Regions from separate parts of the Homo sapiens genome. Here all the other regions are linked to region 4. A link is a contact called in ENCODE Hi-C data. All regions are on one chromosome and are shown on one strand. The core of a region is the stretch at or near the end of the contact, and the rest is flanking DNA. Distances in the headings are between cores, read along the strand shown. Region 1 holds the start of RGS16 (regulator of G protein signaling 16). Region 2 has its middle 30 kb from the start of ZNF648. Region 3 holds the start of NPL (N-acetylneuraminate pyruvate lyase). Region 4 holds the start of TPR (translocated promoter region, nuclear basket protein).

Region 1 (5,124 bases), core at 801-3,300, 3.8 Mb after region 4:
TGGGATTACAGGCACCCACCACCATGCCTGGGTATGTTTTTGTATTTTTAGTAGCGACTGGGTTTCGCCATGTTGGCCAGGCTGGTCTCGAACTCCTGACCTCAGGTGATCTGCCCGCCTCAGCCTCCCAAAGTTCTGGGATTACAGGCGTGAGCCACTGCTCCTGGCACCGTTTATTTTGCTTTCTTTATCAGAGCAGGAGAAAGTACTAGCTCAGGAATTGGGAGATAGGATCCAATTTCCAGCTATTTCCTGTTCCAGTACACTTAACTAAGAGTGCCTCAGGTGTACTTAACTAAGAGTGCCTCAGTATACACTGCCTATACTGTATTCCAAGAGGCACAAAAGACTCACTAATTTTCCTTATTGCTAGCAATCCCAGTATCCCTATTAAGTAAAACTGAAAGCTATTATAACATTTATTGACTGCTGACTACATGTTGAGCACTGTCATATAAGCACCTTATATGTTGTCACGGATGCTGTGCGGTGCCACCCAGATCCCGTCTTGGGGACTGTGATCATCATTTCCCAGGGTGTTAGTCTCTCTCCAGGAATTGCTCTTGACAAAGGGCACTGCCTTAAGATTAGGCTGTCTTCTTGGGCAGCTGTATGCAATGAATGGTCTTTATGGGGTTACCAGGGCCTTGTCCTCTTGCTTCAGTGGACAGTTCCAAAGGGCCAGCTGAGCTTCCGGGCATTCCTTGGAACCAGCTGGGGTCTCTGTTGAAATGGCATGGCCTTCAACTCCTCCCTCTGCCCAGACCTGCTTTCTTTACTCCCTCTTAATTCTGATAACTCTCCCCAGTAAACCTCCTGCATGCAAGTGTCTACCCGAGTCTAGTTCCTAGGAACTCAAACTAAGAATTAATTTATTTAGTTCTCACAACCACCTTATGAAATAAGTTGTTCTCTTCGTAGAGACAAGGAAATGGAGGCATAGAAAGGTTAAGCAGTTTGCCTCGTCTCCCATCAGTAGCCAGTTAACAGTGAACGTGGCCTTCCTGCAGCTGGGTCTTCAGCAGGTCACCTGGCAGAGCCATGACTTGAAACCTGAAAATCTAACTCTAGACCCTGTACTTTTAACCTCACATACAGCCTCTTAATAGCAATCCCAATGCCTTTATGGGAAGATGAGGTGAGAGGAAGGGCATTTATTACCTTTATGTCAGAGATGGAGACAATAAGGTATTAACTGCTTAAACCCAGGATCGTCCACAGGTATAGCCGTGACCGGGTACTAACCTTTGTGTGTGTGTGTGGTGTGTGTGTGTGTGTGTGTGTGTGTGTGTGCAATGGAAAAAGAATGGCAAATTCACATTTGAATTTTGGAGCCAACACTTACTAGCTGCACATCTTTGAGCAAGTTATTTAATAACTAAGACTTTGAGCAAGTCTTACTTATGTGCCTAGCACATAGTAGGTGTTCAATAAACTACTCATCCCTATTCCACTTTTCTGTCATCTCCAACTGTGATCTTGGACAAGTTTATTTAGCTTTCTGATTCTCGATTTCTTCATCTATAAAATGGAGATGATGATGAAGAGCTTACTTAGCCCCGTGTCCATCATGGTAAGAGCCTCGTAAAGGGTACTTATCAGTATAATCAGATGCTGTTTTGCCCAGGTTTGCACCCTGTGCGCCTGTCCTCAGGACCCAGCAGGCTCAGACTTGCCTGCGATCAAAGAAAGCCCTGTGTGCCTCCCAGACCCACCACCCCCGTGCAAACTCTCTCAACACGACACCGCTGCGTGACTTTCCTGCTGTTACTAGAGGTCGGCAGGTACTTTTCCCTAGGAAACTGGGTGTGCACGTCTCATCCCCGTGCCAATTCTCTTGCCGCTTTTCCTTCCACACGCGGCGTCCTCTGGGCGGAGGGTGCAGCTCCGCGTGCTCCAGCTGCCGCGAAAGTTGCACCCGGCCCAGTCTGGCTGCGGGCCCCGCCTCCGCCTTCTCAGCGCCCAGCCCCACCCTCCGATTGGTCAGCAGTGCCCAGCCCCGCCCCGCTCCTCCGAGGGGATTTAAAGCAGCGGCCGCTCAGTCTGGGCGCTTGCAGGCTGCTAAACCCAACCGCAGTTGACTAGCACCTGCTACCGCGCCTTTGCTTCCTGGCGCACGCGGAGCCTCCTGGAGCCTGCCACCATCCTGCCTACTACGTGCTGCCCTGCGCCCGCAGCCATGTGCCGCACCCTGGCCGCCTTCCCCACCACCTGCCTGGAGAGGTAAGGGGAGGTTGTCCAACTGCTTGGGGGAAGTCCCACCAACTCTTAGGGAGTGGAGCGGCAGGCCTGGGGACCTGGGTGGGCGCGGGGATGGGGCGCTAGAGGCTTGAGTAGAGAGGTAGAAGCGCACTTGATGCCACGTGCTCAGATTCCAGGAGCAGGGAGAAAGCAAGGGGAAGGGAAGCAAGGGCCCGCGGCTTGCTGCCATCCCCATCCTCTGACAAACTGCAGTCGTGCTCAGGTGACCTGCTGAAGACCCGGCTGCGGGAAGGCCACGTTGACATTTCCAGGCAGCACTGAGCCTGCCCATTTCTTAAGCATTTGTTTTTCATTCCTCAGACCAGAGCTAGGGGCATTGCCTCCTCTGCCCCTGGAAGACAGGGAGATTTTTTTTTTTTTGGTGGGGTGTGTGGGGGTGGGGGCTCCCACTGTTGAGGGTGTGTCCATATTCCAGAGAGCTACTCAACAGCTTCCAATCCTTACTGGCTGGGAAGGAAAAAGTAAAGATGAAGGCAGGAATCAGTTTCCCACACAGTTCAGAAATACTTCTGAAAAGAATGCTGAGTTCTTTTCTGAATCAACAGGCACGAAGAGAGATCAGTGTGACTTTAGGGAAAAGCCCATATATGCAGCGTGTGTATTACCCAGAAAGTGTAAGACCTACCACAGCATAGCTCAAACATTGCTTTTGTTGCTTTGGGGTTGATGATGCTGATAAGAGAAGCACTCTTGGCCTGGGGACAGCCAAGAGTTTCCAGGAACTCTTGAGGCTAAAGTTTGGGTGGCACCACCCAGAGCTCTTCTGGGACCCATAAACCTCTCCACACTGGCTGAGCAAATGAGAGAATGCTTTCATGTTCCTGATTTGTTTTTCAGAGCCAAAGAGTTCAAGACACGTCTGGGGATCTTTCTTCACAAATCAGAGCTGGGCTGCGATACTGGGAGTACTGGCAAGTTCGAGTGGGGCAGTAAACACAGCAAAGAGAAGTAAGTGTTGCTGACCAGCTCAGGGCTCCGAGAGGGAAGGGAGTGGGAAGGGAGTCATGAGGAGGGAAATACAGGGAGAAGCCAGGACACGCTAAGTGGACCTTGGCAACACCTCCCTAGAGATTTTAGTGGGACTTGTTGCTGGTCTGTTATGACTACTTGGCTCATGGGTGAGTGGGTAGGTGGCTCCAGGGCTCCAAGTCCATCCACGGATGAGGGCACACAGGGCATGAATGCCTAGTTCCCAGACTCTCCCACCTCGGGATTCATTGCACGTGCATCCAGGGCTAGGACAGAATCCAAGACCACTTGAAGTTTTCTAGTATGCACCTTGCCTAGAAACTCTTTCATATTGGCTATCAACTGTACCAAACTCTGGAGTTATGTGTAGATGTAATCTCTATTTATGAGGACCTTATTTCCTTGGGAAGGTGTACAAAACAAATCTTTGAGAGTCAGGGGAATTGAAATAATTTTTGGACAGAGACGAGACAGGCTTAGAGATATTGACTGAGGACTAAAGAGTCCCTGGCTTTGATTTCTGGTTGCTGAATTGTGCTCTAGAAAGCACTACTGCTTACCCTAAGTCCAACTAAGAGTTTGAGGTGTCAGCTTCAGCAATCACCAAGCAAGCCTTTCTGTGAATTTTATGCAGTTTTCCATCAGAGTTCTGGCTAGAATTTGTACTATGCTTTGGTTTGTTGATTTTTTTTCTTACTCTTTTTTTTTCTTTTTGTCTTTTAGTAGAAACTTCTCAGAAGATGTGCTGGGGTGGAGAGAGTCGTTCGACCTGCTGCTGAGCAGTAAAAGTGAGTAGGAGCCTTTTGTGTCTGTCTCTGGGTGGCACATGTGTACTCATGTGCTTTGGAGCCAGCCCCAGGACTGCTGAGAGCCTGGGCAGAATAATAGTAGTAGTAATAATAATAATAATGATCCCCTAGTGTGCCAGCCTCTATTCAACATATAAAGGCAGGTCATTGTTCAAGAAAATTATGTTCTAAAAATAGAGCCATTAATTGCAATTGCTTTCCTTTCTTCTTGTATTCCCTGCTGTCCCTCCAGCTGACCTATTTCCTCTTCTTTCCCGCAACCCCAGATGGAGTGGCTGCCTTCCACGCTTTCCTGAAGACAGAGTTCAGTGAGGAGAACCTGGAGTTCTGGCTGGCCTGTGAGGAGTTCAAGAAGATCCGATCAGCTACCAAGCTGGCCTCCAGGGCACACCAGATCTTTGAGGAGTTCATTTGCAGTGAGGCCCCTAAAGAGGTTAGAGCCCCCATATGCCCAGTGAATCCTCACGACCCTGCCTGCTCCTTCCCCTCTGAGAATCAGGGCTAGAGGGGAGGAAGGGCTAGGTGTAGAGGTAGAAGGGCCTTACTTGGCACAGGGGTGACTGGGCTTCTGTGACCAGAGACTAGGAAAGCCAGGCCCAGTGCCACTCCTGGGTGCTTAACCCTAAGACTCATGATGGGGCAGGATGTGTTGGCAGGTTTTTCGGCTTCTGTCCATACCCACCTTTATAAACCCATCCGTTTTTAGAGGCTCAAAACACTTAGCAACTGGGGAGACAAGGTCAGCACAGGGACCTTATGTAACCTGGCTCAGTCCCCAGGCTGACCTGCCTGAGGCCTGCTGGTCTGTGGTCTGTGATTTTTTTGTCTACCTTCTCTCCTGGCCGCTAAACGCATGGCAGCTGCATTTGCTAAAGAACACAGCGCCACCTGGTGGAAAGATAAGAGTAATGCCTTACTTTTGTACCTTATTTTTGTTTTCTGACCGCTGATTGATTCCACATAATTCTGTAAAGGTGTATTGAGCCCCAATTATATTCAAGACACTGTTACAGTCACTGTGTATGTCACAGTGAGCCACACAAAGTCCCTTACCTAATGAAACTTATAATTTGAATGGGGGAAG
Region 2 (5,882 bases), core at 3,203-5,702, 4.3 Mb after region 4:
TAAACTGGATGGCTTATAAACAACAGAAATTTATTTCTCACAATTCTGAAGGCTTGGAAGTCTAAGATCAGGGCACCAGCAGAGTCAGGGTCTGGTGAAGGTCCTCTTCCAGGTTGCAGACTGCTGCTGACTTCTAATTGGATCATGACACGGCAGAAGGAGAGCTAGCAGTTCTTGGACCTCTTCTTATAAAAGGCACTAATTTCAATCATGAGGCTCCACCCTTATGACCTGATCACCTCCCACAGGCCCCACCTTCAAATATTATCCCACCGGGATTAGGATTTCAACATATGCATTTTAGGGTGGACACTTTCAGTCCATTGCATAAATTTGGGCACAGAGAAAGACATGAATAGAAGGATAACAACGTGGAGAGACATAGGGAGAAGATGGCCATTAACAAAGCCAAGGGGGAGAGGCCTGGAACAGACTCCCCCTCACAGCCCTTAAAAGGAACCAACTTTTAAGACACCTTGATATCAGACTTCTAGCCTCCAGAACTGAGAGGTGAAATTTTTATTAAGTCATCCAGCTTATAGTACTTTATTATTACAGCCCTAGCAAACTAATACAACATTTATAACTTGGCAATTTTGTTATTTTTTTAAAAAGTATGTTTTCAACCAGAGGGAAAAAACCCTTCTTCCCTCAAAAATGTAAAATGAGGAACTAGAAGGGGTGAAGCTGATCTGCTATTTAATAGAATATCTTTATATATTTTAATAGTAAAGTTAAAATTTTGATCTGTTATCAAAGAGGTTTTTGTTTAATAAACCTGGTGGGTCAGTCTCATGGAGCAAGGGAAAACAATTCCCATGTGCTCAGAAGAGCATTTTGTAATTTCCTAATTAGGGATAAGAAAGACAATTCCCAAGTTTCCTTCAGAAAAGACTGGGGCAATAAACATAATTAACTCTAAGAGGTTTAATAATAAATCACCAAATCTCATGAGCATAATAAATACAACTAGGGAAGTATTTTAATATAGTCTCAATATAATAATCACAAATTCAACTTCAGAACAGTGTGAATTACAAATATAATGTGGATATTTTCTTGGCATAGATCTCAGGCCATGCTATTTTTAAGGTCATTTGTTATTGGAAGCAGAAGGGGCATGATAATATGTAACCTTAGTCCTGCTGACAGAATTTCAGCAAGAGTAACAATGTCCTCCTGCAAACTCTTGATGATACCTTGCTAGAGAAAAAATATGAAGCTGAATAAAGCACAGAATATGAATATGGCCCATGAGAAAACTTCTTTAAGACCACCTGTAGAATTCTGCAATCACATACGCAGGTTTTCTTGTTAGCAACATGCTGGTCTCTCTAATTCCCAATAGCATCTTGCTGTGATATTGTGAGCCTTTAGCATTTTGAATCTCTTGTCCTCACATGTTCAGAACAGTGCCCGGGATATGCCTTTGATAGGTGTCAACTGATGAATAAGGTGAGACAAACAGTTTGATATGAATCCATATTTATTGGATCTCATAAACCCAAAGCAAGCTTACTGACAAGTACAGCAGATGGGGTCAGGGTGGGGGCAGGAGGGTTGCTTTGTTGCCCAGGCTGGAGTGCAGTGGTGTGATCACAGCTCACTGCAGCCTCAAACTCCTGGGCTCAAGCAATCCTCCCTAGTAAGTCTATCGAGTTGCTGGGATTACAGGCATCAGCCACCATGCCCAACCAATCAGGTGATTCCTCTCCTCTGCTTCTGTGTTGGGCCTATAAAAGTCCATTGCTCACACTGTGCAGCACTCTGAACTTTTGGTTCTCAGTGATGCATGATTCCTGAGTCATTCTTTGCTCAAATAAACTGGTAAATTTAATTTGTCTAAAGTTTTTCTTTTAACACATGTAAAGTATTATTACAGAAAAAAGTGTAACTATTAAAACAGTGTTTTCAAGGACCAAAAGCACAGAAGTCAATTAGTTTAGGCAACAACAATAAAATACTTTAGACAACTTTTTTTTTTTTTTTTTTTTTGAGACGGAGTTTCATTCTGTCACCTAGGCTGGAGTGCAGTGGCGCGATCTCGGCTCACTGCAACCTCCGCCTCCTGGGTTCAAGCGATTCTCCTGCCTCAGCCTCTTGAGTAGCTGGGACTACAGGCGCACGCCACCACGCCCAGCTAATTTTTGTATTTTTAGTAGAGACGGGGTTTCACCATGTTGGCCAGGATGGTCTCGATCTCCTGACCTCGTGATCCACCTGCCTCGGCCTCCCAAAGTGCTGGGATTACAAGCGTGAGCCATAGCACCCTGCCGACAACTTTTAAGAATAACCACACTGATGAGAATGTCCAGATATTTACTATAACAAATAACTTTTAAATAATGCTTACACTAGAGATTAAGAAAGAAATGGAGACTAAATAGGAGAGGGAAATGTTAGTCCTTTACACTTTAAATACTAAGAATATCAAACTAATATCATCTTTTCCTCACAAAGTAGCATTTATTAACTTTAGTACATGTTTTCTCAATATTTTTCCAAAAGAAATAATGGTTTCAATGACCGATCCTCAACTATCCCCCACCCCTTTCCATCAACCTCCTTGAGTTCATCATATCAAGATCTTCTTGTTTCCCAACAAGTCTTCATCAAGATTTACTCTCCAAGCTTTAGTTCCATCCACTCACCTACCCAACCTTAAAACATCTATTTATACATTTGTCCGTCCCTTTTCTCCCACGTATATGTCCATCCTTGTAGCTATTCCCTCGCCCACCTGTCTGTCCATCATCAATCCGTCCATGCTACATTTACAGAATATTGAGATAAAGGCATTGCCCTAACAACTTGATACAGGAATAAGTAAAGAGAGAATTATATCACGGTATAAAAAATGCCACCAAGGAGAAGCATCCCAGAACTCGATGGTAGTACAGTGGAAAGACCTGTACTTGGAGGAAAGATAATGGAACTTTCTAGGAGAGTTGATACATTGGCTGAATTTCGAAGGTAAAATAAGCATTAGGAAGGTAAAGGAGTATTATGTACAAAGACAAAGAGATATATGAAAGCAATATGAGTCTGGAGAAACTGTAATTTGACCTGACTAGAAGGTAAGTTGAATAATGAGAGATGACTGAAGAAGCAGACAAAGTGGAGATGGCAGATAGCCTTTCCTTCAGTTATGGTTTCAAACCCTATGAAGAAAGCTGTTGAGTTTCTATCCACCTGCATATTTTTTATTATTATTTTAGTTAGGTGTGCTTTTTTCAAAGATAAACACTCTATTCCTTTTGCTTCTTCCAGTTTTCAACTGAAGATGTGGAGACCTCTCCTCACAGATGTGTTTTGAAAATTTAAAAGCATTTTAAACAGCAACCTAAGTAAATTAATTATTCAAGACAAGACACAGACCTCTTTAATTGCTTCAAAGAAAGTAAAATACCGGGTAACTTGTCAGGTATTTGTCCAAATCTTCTTTTCCCACAACTTCTGCTCCAAAGATTATGCATTTAGTAATAATACAAAAATCTATTAACAATATTTAGATTAATACTAAAATTTAGTAATAATTTAGAAATCTCTAGTTTGAACTATTCATGAGGAAATTACAAACTACTACACATCTCTAACTGGTAGCATTCACATGCCAGCTGTGGTCTATTATTTGGTGACATGCGGGGACTGCTTCTAAGTTGTTTGAGGGGCTTCTATTTTCTGAATATATCAAGGACAAGATGATGTGACCTGCAGCCCATTGGGGGTCAAGGGGAAAGGTGGTAGAGGTGAGGGATAAGAGAAGTAAAATGTAAGTGCAAAGGCTTTATTCTCTCTGCTTATGGATCTTTCCTCATATCCCCGAACGGAGTCCACCAATTCTGCTTCCCAGTAAACAGCCTATGGGGCACCTGCCTGTAAATACCTGGAGCATCATCAGGTTGGGGGGCGGGGAATTAACAAACACCCTAAAGCCTTTGAGGTAGAAGCAACGCAGGCCCTCTTATAATGTGGGCCAACCGCCCGGCCCCAGGCTCCGCGGATCCCGCCCGGAGTGGTCTCCTGGATCCTCTCTCCTCGGGCGGGCGTCCGGTTCCCGCGCGCTCCAAAGGGCTGCCCGCAGGCCGAGACCACAAGGGGGCGGCGCCTGACCCACTCAGCGGGCAGAAAGCGCTGCCTGCTCCGCTCTCCAGGCGCCGCCCCGGCTCCCGGATGTAGGGTGCTCTCCGCCCGCCCCGCCCCCCGGGGGGTGTGGTGCCCTCCGTCCGCCTCGCCCCCCTCACCCGCAGGCCACCCGGCTTCCCACCGGATGGCGGCGGCCGGGTCCTGGAGGCCCGCAAGGCGGGCGCCGCTCAGCGATCTTCGCTGATGGGCCGCGGCGGTAAAACCTGCCCCGCCCACTCGCGGTAAGCAAAGGTACGGCCCCCCAGGCCCCGCCCCCTGTCCTGACAGATAAGCCTCCTGGCCAACCAGGCTTCTCATCTTCCTCTTAAGTTTTGCTCCGTATCCCCGCCCCAGCTTTGAGCCCCACCCCCAGCGGACAAGCTCCGCCTCCAGCCCGCCTCAGAGGAAAGTGAGCTACAGGATAGGAAGCTGCGGGTCTGCGCAGCCTGAGTGCACAGAGTACCTGTAATGCCTGTGGTGCCGGCCGGGAGGGTTGGGCCCAGAAGAAGGCAGACTAGCCCCTGCCCTGCCCAACTTCAGTCCAGCCAAAGAGAAGTAAACGAGGGAGTGGGTGTTAGGTAAGGAAAGTACCCTGACCGGACGGGTTAGGTGAGAAGGTTTCTTGGAGGAACTGAGACCGGAAGATGGAAGGAATTCGCTAGGCCAGAGGCGGGAGGGTGCCCAGGGGAGGGGACAGAGTTCCAGTAAGAGAAAATAGCAGGCCTCGGTGAGAGGATCACCATAGGTTCCAGAAACTAAAACAATTTTTGACCAATATGGCTGGAGCATAGAGTAGTCCAGCAAGAAATAAAGCTGGACAGAGAATGGAAGTCAGATTCTAGAAGACTCTAGAGGTTCACACCTCTAGAGGCTTTTAAAGTGGGAACGTGGCATAATCAGATCTACATTTCATAAAGGTCACTCTGCAGAGTGCATTGGGAGAAGATCAGACTAGGGACAGGAAAATCAGAAGACTGGCATTGATGTGGACTAGGATGGGGGCAGTGAGGATGAAGAGAGAGGGGTGGATTTGAAAGATGTTTTGCACATAGAATTAACAAATTTTGGATGAGGTGGCAGGGTAGGTGAGAATTCAAGAGAATGAAGAGTAAAGATGATTTATTTCTGCATCAGCAAGGTCAATGGTGACCATACAAGTTATCGCTCGCTCCCCTCCATATTTTTAGCACTTTCAGAGCTGTTACCTTACTGCCTTGAGTGTTTCTCTTTTGCGTAGAGAATTTATTGCTGTTCCAGATTAGAGCTTCCTTGAAGAAATGGACATCTTCAGGTTTTCCTTTGCTTAGATTGTACCGCAAATTACCCATTTGATCATTTGCTGAATGATCCAATGAATCAATGGCCCCAAGGGTTTGATCCTCAAAACTAAAAAAAAAAGCTGTCAGAAAGGCCAGTCCTCAAGAGGTACATTTATAGTCATGTGCCCCATAATGACATTTTGATCATCGATGGACTACATATATGACATTAGTCCCATAAGATTATAATGGAGCTGAAAAATTCTTATCACCTAGCGACAAAGCCATTGTAACACTGTACCGCAATGTATTACTCACATGTTTGTTGTGATGCTGGTGTAAACAAACCTACCATGCTGCCAGTCATATAAAAAGGTAGCACACATGATTATGTGCAATACATAATACTTCAAAATGATAATAAACGACTGTTACTGGTTCATATATTTACTGTATTATACTTTTTATCATTATTTTAGAGTGCATTCCTTCTACTTA
Region 3 (5,888 bases), core at 2,060-4,559, 3.6 Mb after region 4:
AGATAGTGGTCTTGTAGCAAATAAAGTGATGTCTGTAGGTGACCAACAAGAAGGGTTATGCTATAGTTCTGACATTACTGGCACATTCAAAAATGCAATGCCCACTATACTTAAATCTAACCCACATAATGTAGTACTTAGTTATAAGCTATCTTGTTTTGTTTGCTCTTCTAATTGTTCATCTTATCTTCCCAAATAGGAGAATAAACTTCTGAAGTACAGAGACCATATCTTCTATTTTTCTTCCCCAAGAGTCTTGGCTCAGGTAAGCCCTTGAGAAACACTGACTGTTTTCAGTAGAAAGACAACACGATACTTTCCTTGCAAACAGACATGTTCTCAGCAAGAGTTGCTCCTAAAATCAAGACCAAGTCCTGCATGTAGCTTTGCTCTGTATTTCCTAGTTCAAACATGAGACTAAAAGCAGATTGGAAGTTTAGAAAGATGAATCCAATAACCTGGCCCATGGGAAAACACAAGATAATAAATCATAAGATGTGGCTCTAATCACTCTTTGAGCTTCATGTGACCACCCTCAGTACAATAAGCAGGCCACTTAGCCTCTGAGCCTTAAAGGCCCATAACCTAAGCCATCTCCCCACTGGAGGGATGTTTAAGTATCAAAGGAGATTGATGCTATGCCTGCTGTATATCTTCACCTAGCACTCCCACAAACATCTCAACTTAACATGCCCAAAGGGACCTGCCATCTCCTTTGTTCCTTACTGTAGAGGGGTGAGAGGGCCAGCTCTGGAGTCAGACCTCATGGATCTGCATCCTGGCTCCACCACTTACCAGGTAGGTGACCTTGAGCCCATTAAGTAACCTCTTTCTGCTTCAGTTTCCCCTTCTGTAAATGAGGATAATAGTAATTATATTTCATAGGGTTGAGAGAATTAAATGAACTAATTCATGTAAAGTGATTAACAACAATGCTAGGCACATAGTGAGTACGTGTTCAGTGCTCTCCATGAAGTCTTGCCTGATGTGTATAGGACAGTAGAAAATACTATCATGCCCTTACCAGCATCATCTTCCCAGTCATCTCTGCTCTGCTAGTGCCTCCTTTCCAACACTCACTACTCTTGTCTATTTAGGGACTAAGTCATTTCAATTCTGTTATCTTCTTCCCCTGCTATTCCTCCTTTCGCCTTTATAATTTTTCCCTTCGTTACCTCTTATCTAGACAAATAGGCAAAACCCCAGGTCCACAGGGCCCAAGAAGGTTCAAGTGATAAGAGTCCTGAGAGCTTGAGTCAGCATTAAACACCTCCTAAATCCAACACTACTAGGCTGTTCAGGCTAAATAAAACTCCGTAGTCTTGTGCTTTTGCCTGCATTTATTTGATACTAAGGACGGTAACACTGATGTTCTTAGAATCATCAGAAGCTCAAATTGGCAGTTTTATATGTCTTTAATGGAAAGAAATAAAACTAATTACCACAAATGTAGTTTGATTAGTTCAAAAATTCAAAACAAGGGGCCGTTGGGAGTGTAGGATAGGGGTTAGGAATCACTGTCCTAATCCCTCTTCTCTTCTTCAATCCACACCAGCTGTCAGATTAATCTTCCAGTAACACCAGCATTTCTGGTCTTGTCTTTGTCCTGTTTAGAAAATGCCAGTAGGCTAAAGAACCAGCTCCCTGGGGTCTGGGTCTCTATTGAAATCTTCGTGCCTGCACTATACTTGCCCAGCTGAACAAACTGTTTGCTGTTCCTCCTATCTACCTTTCACTGTCTGTCTGCTTGCCTTTGTTCCTGTGGTTCTCTCACTTCAATCTCTTCGGTCTGATCAACTTTTAAAGCTCACTTTATCCATTCCAGCAGGTATAGCTTAAAAACAAAAACAAACAAAAACCAAAAAACCTCTCATTTTAAAAACCAGGGGATTTCCTGATACCCCAGCCGAAAATAATTTCTTAAACCTCAGAATTCCCCCAAACAGTGGCTTTTCATTAAAAACCTTACATCAGAGTTATTAAGCAGGGTGGTTTTGGCTCCTCTCCTAGACTGTCTGCCATCTGGGGGCAATGGCAGCTTGGAAAATTTCTTTGCACAGATAACTACACTACGTAAAAGTTTGCTGCCTTTGCAAACTTTGAAACGCCTACAGGAAGAAATGGGATAAAAACGACTTTGGCCGGGCGCGGTGGCTCAAGCCTGTAATCCCAGCACTTTGGGAGGCCGAGGTGGGCGGATCACCTGAGGTCAGGAGTTCGAGACCAGCCTGGCCAACATGGCCAAACCCCGTCTCTACTAAAAATACAAAATTAGCCGGGCGTGGTGGCGGGAGCCTGTAGTCCCAGCTACTCGGGAGGCTGAGGCAGGAGAATGGCGTGAACCTGGGAGGTGGAGCTTGCAGTGAGCCGAGATAGCGCCACTGCAGTCCGGCCTGGGCGACAAGAGCGAGACTCCGTCTCAAAAACAACAACAACAACAACAACAACAACAACAACAACAACAACAAAAGACTTTAACAGAGAATGATCAGTATTTTTAAGATTCAAGTTTTTAATAAACTTGGGAATGTTATGCTTTGAAGCATAACAGATAATTATCATTATTTTTAAGATTCAAGTTTTAGATAAACTTGGGAATGTTATGCTTTGAAGTTTTCAGAGCTCGTAGCTAAAGCGAATAGCTCAAATGTTCTCCAGCCTAAGGCTTAATGTGAATTTAGATTATTACTGAAACATTGGGAGGGGGTATTACTCTTGAAATCTTATACCTCCATCCACAGATAAGAACACTCAGTGCAAAGAATTAAAGCTGCCTAAGTCAAATTCTTTTTTAAATGGCAAAGTTGTTTTTTTAAGAGACAGAAAGTGAGGGCAGAATGTACCTCTGGGCAGAGAATATCTTGAGGGACAGGTACTCGGAGAAGAGGAGATACAAATAGGGATTTTTAAAAAAGCAGAAAACCACCAATTTCTCCTCAAGTGAAGGGGGGATGTATCAGGTTTAACTTTAAGCTCTCTTCTGCTCAATTGCTAACTCTATTTTGAGGAAAGGACCTTTGGAGACCCGGCAGATATGCTGTCTGCAAACAATCCGGGGGAGTAAGTTCTTCTGCCCCCGTCTGTCCCTACACTTTTCGCATTCACACCTTCCCCAGATCCGTTTCCCAGCGTATCTGCCTTCCCTCTTTCCTCCGGGTCCGTCAACGTCTCACCCACCCGCGAGTCAGGCCCCAGCGCCCCTCCGCCCGAACGCCCAGGTCGTCGGGCCGTCTGCGTCCGTCTGTCCTAGCCCGTGCCGTCGCGGGCCGCGCTCACCCAGGCCTCCGCTCTTGTCCGTGCAGCCGCTCCGCCCGGCAGCCGCCGCCGCGCTTTATATCCGCGGCCGCCCGGCTCGGGCCCACGTGCCGCCACGCCAGGGAGCCTGGGGGTTGTAGTTCTGCGCCGCCGCCCGCGAGGCGCGCCCGGAACCGCTGGCCCGGAAACCCCGAAACGTTTTGCACACTGGAGTCTGCTCTTCCCCGGGTGTCACCTGAACAACATGGGCTGAAGTGACTCCGGCGCAGCGCCCCGGCTCCCCGAGGATCGGAAGCATCCGAACTGGCGGCCGGGTGCCCGAGAGCACGCGGCTCACCCGCGCCACGCCGAGTGCAAACCTCCCCCTGCCTCGTCTGCACGCCAGTCCTTCCCGCGTGCGGGCACCTCCTGGGCTCCGCTGCGTCTTAATTTTCCTTCTCTTGCGCAGGGCTCTGCAATCCCCACTATCTCGTGGTTCTGCGTTGTGAGGTTTGGGCTGCTGTTTCCGAGGCGTACGGAGAATCCCAACTGCCCATCGGCGTTCAGGTCTCTTCGGGTTGACGCCGCTGCACCAGCCCTGCAGACTCTCGTGTTAAAGAGAGATGAGCGAATTTTAAAGTGAATTATCTACTCATACGGGAGCTTTCCTGGCTTCTTTTGGAGAACATTTGAAAGAGTTTTGAAAGGGAAAATTATTTTTAACCCAACCGCCTCTACTTTCAGGAGTATCAGGAGTCTTATTCTAGGATCATGTACTGTGTGAATAAATCAGGAACAGAGCCAGAGACAAGTCCTCAGTTTTCTCTTGCTGATGTGATTCCACCTCAATTTTCCATAAAAGGCGATGGCTGATGCTTATTATTACATTTAGAGAAACTAAATTGTTCAAAGGGCTTTCTAGTTTGCAAAGTGCTTTTAAATGTATTCTAATAGTTCTTTCGTTGCACAGAGCACCAGAGATAATAGCTAATAAGTACTGTGTTCAGTGCTTACTCAGCCTGCACCGTTCTAGCTGTTTTAACATTTAATTCATAAAATAATCCCATTGGTGGGTCCTGTTTTATAAATGTATATATTACAGATGAGCAAGGATCATTCCATTTTACAGATCAGAAACAGGTTTAAAGAGTTGAAGTAATTTGCCAAAAGCCATAGAGCTGGTTAAGCTGTGGTTTGATTTCAAGTAGTCCAGAAGCTTGTGCTTTTAACACTATGTTATCCTACAGGAAAAAAAAATACAAAAAGAAAAGAAAAAGAAAAACCCTTAGTTACATGAAGCAAGTTCTCCTAAGGCTGCAGCATGGTTTTTGTTTTGGTTTGGTTTTTGTAATATTAACAAGAATATTATATCCTAATGGTACAATGAAAGTTTTTTTTTTTTTTGGAAAGTCACAGTTTAATAAGTGCAAAATTAAGTATGTCAGTACCCAAAAGGTATAGGTCATTAGGCTTAACATTGTCAACCAACAAACCAATATTCTAAATGCATGAACTAACTACTTTTTGTATAAATATGGTAGTGCAAAGTAATTCCTTATAATAATTTGTTAGTGTCTACCAAGAAGCAGATGCTAAGATGGGATTAGATGTGCAAGAAACTTACTGGGGGAGGGATTTGGAGCAGACAGGAGCAGCCTGCAGACTGATGTAGGGCTGACATCTGTGGAACAAAAGATGGAAGAAAGGAGCATGGAGTAGGGAGAGTCTCACTGCATTCTTACAGTATCCACTCTGTGCCGTTATGAAACTCAGAGCCTATACTGTGAAGTGTTGGGGAGACGTTGTTTTAAAATATGGTAAATGCAGTGATAGACTGTACAGAGATATTACAGGAACACTGAGCTCTAATCTGGGCTGAAGGGGGTGGTGTGTGTGTGTGTGTGTGTGTGTGTGTGTGTGAAGAGGCAGGAGGGTGTTCCAGAAACGTCTTACTGGGGAAGGTCACAGCCAAGCTAAATATCAGACAATGAGTAGGGCTTAGAAGAAGAGAGGCAACAAAAGGCTCAGTGCTGAACTGCAGGCCTCTAACCCCCTTCTGATAAGCGGCAGTCTCTGTGAGATTTCTTCTATTATTATGTAGTATTATTTAATCATTAATTTTCTTGCTTTTGTTTCTTGCCCCCAACTCCACTGCAAGGTGTTCAAGGCAGGCATCATGTCCTATTCCTTTGTTTTTCCCACAGTGCAGGACATAGTGTCTATCCAAGTGCAGGCCAAGAGGGTGAGATTTAGAAATATTACTACCATCAACTCTTCTTTGTTTAAAACAAATGTATGTCAGGGTTTTGTATCAGATTTTGTTTGCTACAATTCAAATTTGAAACCCACTGGTGCAGGGGAAAGAGCTTGGGAGATATGGTGCAATGAACTTGGTCAGAACAGTCATATGTTCTATCCTTGGAGCTGGAGGTGATGCCCCCATCACAGGCTCCTGAACTGACTGTGGGTGAGGGGTGGTCCCCCAGAAAGTTTCCCCTTATCTTCTGGTAAGGCTATACTAACCTGAAAAGAGAAAATGGGTTTTCAACAACTGAAACACTGCTAAATTGCGGAACACTTATGAAGGAAGGAGACCTAAGTTGGATCTTGAAGTGTTGTTACCCATTGTGTTCCAGTAAAAGGTCTGTCCACAG
Region 4 (5,520 bases), core at 2,185-4,684:
GGAGGGACTTAAATTCAGACACTCTGGCTCTAGAATCCATGTTTTTCAACACCACGCTCATAATGAGGAATCGTAACCAGTCCTTCAATTAAATCATTACTACGGGTAGCTCTTACTCTGTTTTCCCTCTGGTCTGTGGATGGAAGTCAGTATATTCATTCCCTCTATTGGCTTATGCTCCTTTGATTTGCATTTCTATAGCTTAAAACCAAAGATATTGAATAAAAGAGCTAGGCAATATAATGAATGATTAAATCAAGGAGTTCATAATCAGTGAGGATGAAAATGTAAAAGAGATGATATCCAAAAGAGCTATAAAACAAACAGAGACTGCAGGAACACAGTTACAGTATTTTGAACACTGCAATTTAGGAATCATCATCATTTGGATTCTGTTAAAAATGTGAATCTTATTCAGTACCACAAAGTTAAGGCTACCAGAGATATGCTGGGGTGGTATATCTGATACCAGTAAACTGTCAGTCACAAAACGGTTTTGCATTTTAAAACTAAAGCCCAGAGAATGGATTCAAGTCTGAAATGTCCTACTGGAGGCTGTTTCCTTATTGTTTCAATGAGCTTGTTCAGTTTTGTCTCAAAATACATTAATTTCTTCCTGGCTCTTTTTTTTTTTTGTTTTTTGAGATGGAGTCTTGCTCTGTTGCCCAGGCTGGAGTGCAGTGGCGCGATCTCGGCTCAATGCAAGCTCCACCTCCCAGGTTCACGCCATTCTCCTGCCTCAGCCTCCCAAGTAGCTGGGACTACAGGCACCCGCCACCACACTCGGCTAATTTTTTGTATTTTTAGTAGAGACGGGGTTTCACCGTGTTAGCCAGGATAGTCTCGATCTCCTGACCGTGTGATCTGCCTGCCTTGGCCTCCCAAAGTGCTGGGATTACAGGTGTGAGTCACCATGCCTGGCCTTCCTAGCTCTTTTTTGACAACAATAGACGTGAATCAGATTTGCATATCATTTTTTAGAGACTAAGTCTAGGAATGCTTGTCTAAATATCACTGTTGCCTCTGTGAAGTTAAGGGCTTTTACCTTTTAGTAATGCCTTAAGGTATGCAATTCTATGTATCTACTTTCCTCTATATCATATTATACTCCTTTTCCTTCTGGTCTAATAATTCTTAATTCTTGCAACAAATACAAGTAATTCTAAAGTTATATTTAACCTTTTAACCTTATTTCTTCTAGGGTGTCACCTAGTAGCCATATTAATGTGTAAGAAACTGAATGTAATAGGGAGATGAAAATCTATTCAATTATGAAATCTGATTGAATGTCAGATAAATTTTTCTTTAGTGCTCTTTCAAAATTTTTAAATGTAGTCAACCATACTTTATAAAAGGCAGTACTAAAAATGTATATAGTCAGCTTTCCACATCTGTGGTTTCCACTTCCATGTATTCAACCAACCACAGATTGAAAAATTATTTTTTTAAAGCATGATTACATCTGTATCATTAAAGATGTTTTTTCTTGTCACTATTCCCTAAACAATATAATATAACAACTATAGCATTTACATTGTATTAGGTATTATAAGTAACTTAGAGATGATTTAAGATATGCAAATGCTACACCATTTAATATAAGGAACTGGAGCATCCATGGATTTCATATCCATGGGGTGGGCAGGTGAGAGGGTCCTGGAACCAATGCCCCACGGATACCAAGGGACAACTGTATTTTGCCTTATAGGGTCATAATTTTCCAGAAATGTTGTATATCAGCCAAAGCCTTTGTGGTCCAAGCACTGTGACTGACACAACTCAACCTTTCTGGGCTCTGGTTTCCTAATCTATAAAATAAAGCATTTGAATCCTAGCAGATCTGAAAACCTATCTAATTTTAGGATTCTGTGAATCTAAGTACAGAAAAATCTACATTTCCCAAATGACAGATCAACAGTATGATAATACTGTGGGCTTAGGACATAGCATAATACTTCATATACCAGCAACTTTAATTACAATGCTTATCTAAAAAATATTTTTGGGGAAAAATCAACCTTAAGCTCCGCTGTTGATTTATTTTTCCTTAGTTATTACAAAATATCATAAAATGCTTCCATTTATATTTCTTAGACGGCTTCACAACATGATTCAAAAGTAAGAACTAGAGAAAAAGAATAAATTTCATATAAGAACTAAATCACCAATTCACAGAAGGCCCACGACTGTGGGAACTGCAGAGAGACGACACTGGGAATGCATTATTTACAATGAATAATTTAACAAATTCTTTCATAAGAGTAAACACGAAACAATCTACGGATTGAGCTTTAAAACTACAGAATTATGATCTGGAACCATACAAGTTCTGTTACTGTAGAAATTAACAATGTGTTTAAAAACTTCAGTTACAACAGTTTTCAATTTTAAAAACAATATAATGTTAGGTAACCGTTTCTGCAACGAAAAATTTAAAACATAGGCTACACTCAAAGTGCTACCGGTTTCTTTTAATTCTCCTCCTGAAGAATTAACCCGGGTCCTTAAATTCCCGGGTACTGAATCACTCAGTGCCACCTCCCCACCACCAAAAACCATTTAGGTACGCCGTTTCACACAAGGTAAGTTCGTCAGAAGTGTGTGCCGGAGTGACTGTCCATATGGTTCCAACACTGTCCCTTCCTTTTTCTCTTGAAAAGAGAGCACACACACACACACACACACACACACACTACACTTAGGCTGACTTACCTGTTTTCAGAATGTGCACTCGTGGCAGACAATTACCTCGGACGGTCTCTCCGCCGGAGATGGGGGTTTCGGGCCCAAGTACCAGCCTCTAGGGGCCAGATTCCCTCCGGTCTCAATTCACTGCCACTGAATTCATCAGAAAGCGACCTACTTCCCACACCTCACTTCCCACTCCAAAGCCAGGGACTTGGGAGTCAGGTGGCGCAGATTGATGACGTAAAAGCCCCCCCTCCCTTCCCCGCAGAGCCTCAGCCAAAGCGACTGCGGTCGCCACCCCGCCCCCTTCTGGGCGCCATAGAGAGCGTGGCGGTATCCCGGAGCCTGCCGTCCGGCCCTACCGGGACCGATGCCCTCTAGTGGCTCAGTGTCCAGAAGCCGCCAACGAGGACGATCCATGGCATCCCGGGGCTTTGACGGTAAGGTCACCAGCTCTTCAGGGAGGGCCAAGGGGTGACGAGTACGTATGTGGCGCCACCGTGCGGACAGCGGTTACGGGGCCGAGATAGGAGAGCCAGGGGAGCGGGGAGAAAAACGGAAGCTGAGAGGGCGGTGCAGCATTGGGCTCCCGGAAAAGAATGAGAAAAACACTACATTTCCCAGAGCCCTACAAGGCCTGAAGTGGGTGGAGCTGGAAGCCGGAAAATTGGGTGCGCAAGAGGATCAGGGATAGCCTCTGAGCTCGGGTTCCCAGGGTTCGTAGCTTCCAACGGCTGCGCGCGCACTTCGGTCGCGGGCGGTGAGGTGCTGTTGCTGAAACGCTGCCGCTGAGGGTGGACTCGATTTCCCAGGGTCCCGCCGCGGGAGTCTCCGGCGGGCGGGCGCGCGCGAGCCACCGAGCGAGGTGATAGAGGCGGCGGCCCAGGCGTCTGGGTCCTGCTGGTCTTCGCCTTTCTTCTCCGCTTCTACCCCGTCGGCCGCTGCCACTGGGGTCCCTGGCCCCACCGACATGGCGGCGGTGTTGCAGCAAGTCCTGGAGCGCACGGAGCTGAACAAGCTGCCCAAGTCTGTCCAGAACAAACTTGAAAAGTTCCTTGCTGATCAGCAATCCGAGATCGATGGCCTGAAGGGGCGGCATGAGAAATTTAAGGTGGAGAGCGGTAAGTGAGATGCTCTTTCCGTCCTTGGTTTTGGGCTCGACTCCCGCCCTTTGGGTCTGGTCTTCCCCCATCAAGTTGGCACTGGGTACCGCTCTGTTAACCTCACTTCCTGGGCTCTGTGGATATCCTGAGCCTTCGCTTTCCTGCTCCTTACAGTTTGATAAGAAGCCTTTGAAAAAAAAATCTGAATCTAAGTTCAGTAGCATTTTCTTTGTAGTTAGGGTAGGCTCATACAGGGACGCTTATTTTCCTTCGTCCGGCAGACGGGAAACAGACTTGATAGAGTCTGCGAACCCATCTCTCTAAGCCTAGAGTACCTTATATGTTTTGTTGCACTTCAACTGATAGTGGCTCCGCCCTATTTTCTAGGCACCTGCATTCTAGGCCTTTGCCAAATTGACCACTCTGTGCACTTGTTCTTAGTGTGTGCGTCGTCCCGTGGCTCCAGAACGAATCAGATGTTTACAAAAATGAATATTAGGTGCATAAGAGCGCTGGAAACACAGTGAATGTGCAGTACATAAATTTAATATATCTTGATTTCTCTTAAAAAGTTGGAGTTTGATAGAAAACATTAAAATTTTCTTGTAATTACCTAAAGTAGGCCTTTAAGTAAGAAAGTTACTGACAATAATGGCTTGAACATCCTTGAAAAAAATATGAAGAATATAGTCATTACCATTAGTAAAATACAAACTTCCCGTTAATGTGTTTTGGTTTACCATTTGTTTGGGGAGGTTCATACTGTTCTTGCTAAGTTGACTGGAAATTCTGAACAAGTTTTTACTTCAAAAAAAGTGTAACTGTCAAGCAGAATTGACCTTGAAAATTAGTTCTCTGATCCCAGAGCTGAGTATAGTACATTGCATTCTATTTATTAATTTGCACCATAAATATTGAATGTCTTACATGTTCCTGATACTATGCTGAACATGATATTCAATCCCTTCCCTTGGAAAGTTTACACATTTACTTTTACATATATTTAGTAGTTTTATGCTTTCAGGTAATATCTTGACTACTATAAAAGAAGTCTTTTAAAACAAAGGAGTTTTTTTTTGTCTAAACAATTTTTTCTCGTGTAATAAATACTTTATTTATTAAGCAGTTTACTGATGTCTGGAGAAAATACTAAGATAAATGAGGTTACCTGCCTTGAAGACATTGATTTGTAAAGCCCCTTTTAGGCCTTATTTTTATTTTTTATTTTTTGTCATGTAAGTCGTTTGGAAATGCTTTAAGTCCTTTTCAGTGCTCAGTCTATTTATCTTTACTCAGATTCTCTTATGTGGAGCACAATTCTAATACTGTATCTTAAGTTTTAAAATCAAGGTTATTAGAAATAAATAACAGTATTCACAATGTATGTACATGTGTTTGATTTTGTTTTTTGTTTTTTGCTTGTCTGCTGTAGAACAACAGTATTTTGAAATAGAAAAGAGGTTGTCCCACAGTCAGGAGAGACTTGTGAATGAAACCCGAGAGTGTCAAAGCTTGCGGCTTGAGCTAGAGAAACTCAGTAAGTATTTAATTCATCTTTGTAAGTATTCTCGGAGTATCGAAATCTTCAGAGACTCCTTTATATACTTTGGAAACATTTGCTTACTAAACATGAAAATATTGATTAAGCATCATTGGTTTTTATTATGGTGATATTTTGATTTTTCACTTAGTGGTAAAGATTTTGTGAGAACACAGAATTTAATGGTCA

Evidence for each region. Hi-C counts contacts between places; a loop is a spot of excess contacts on that map. Pooled maps may share reads with other maps.
Region 1: a loop to region 4 is called in a map of gastrocnemius medialis, with 6 times the contacts of the local background. The contact joins the promoter of RGS16 here to the promoter of TPR in region 4. A Hi-C loop is called at or near these places in 2 of 168 maps with a recorded cell type or tissue (gastrocnemius medialis and naive thymus-derived CD4-positive, alpha-beta T cell) and 13 of 50 pooled maps.
Region 2: a loop to region 4 is called in a map of CD8-positive, alpha-beta T cell, with 8 times the contacts of the local background. The contact joins the enhancer-like site here to the promoter of TPR in region 4. A Hi-C loop is called at or near these places in 3 of 168 maps with a recorded cell type or tissue (CD8-positive, alpha-beta T cell, naive thymus-derived CD4-positive, alpha-beta T cell and natural killer cell) and 7 of 50 pooled maps.
Region 3: a pooled map shows a loop between it and region 4 (10-fold over the local background). The contact joins the promoter of NPL here to the promoter of TPR in region 4. A Hi-C loop is called at or near these places in 5 of 50 pooled maps.

The regions. Positions count from the first base shown.
Region 1 is chr1:182,601,315-182,606,438 of GRCh38, reverse strand. It overlaps RGS16 (regulator of G protein signaling 16), which reads left to right and starts at 2,050. Exons shown (of 5, transcript NM_002928.4): 1 at 2,050-2,223; 2 at 3,100-3,210; 3 at 3,955-4,019; 4 at 4,307-4,473. The coding sequence starts at 2,180. RefSeq lists enhancers at 1,736-1,815, 2,286-2,335, 2,426-2,485, 4,906-4,955 and a silencer at 4,536-4,595.
Region 2 is chr1:182,028,306-182,034,187 of GRCh38, reverse strand. No RefSeq gene overlaps it. Among named protein-coding and RNA genes, the nearest start is that of ZNF648, 30 kb to the left of the region's middle. RefSeq lists a silencer at 4,071-4,460. Within about 2 kb of position 4,452, at least 30 of the 41 ENCODE cell types and tissues checked have a DNase peak (open chromatin) inside an H3K27ac peak, as active enhancers do; they include CD8-positive, alpha-beta T cell, where a contact is called at or near this core.
Region 3 is chr1:182,787,194-182,793,081 of GRCh38, reverse strand. It overlaps NPL (N-acetylneuraminate pyruvate lyase), which reads right to left and starts at 3,309. Exons shown (of 13, transcript NM_030769.3): 1 at 3,277-3,309; 2 at 796-850. RefSeq lists an enhancer at 3,156-3,656.
Region 4 is chr1:186,373,167-186,378,686 of GRCh38, reverse strand. TPR (translocated promoter region, nuclear basket protein) reads left to right here and starts at 3,434. Exons shown (of 51, transcript NM_003292.3): 1 at 3,434-3,809; 2 at 5,224-5,328. The coding sequence starts at 3,659. It overlaps ODR4 (odr-4 GPCR localization factor homolog), which reads right to left and starts at 2,849. Exons shown (of 14, transcript NM_017847.6): 1 at 2,713-2,849. RefSeq lists enhancers at 2,820-3,009, 3,180-3,229, 3,390-3,689 and a silencer at 4,250-4,299.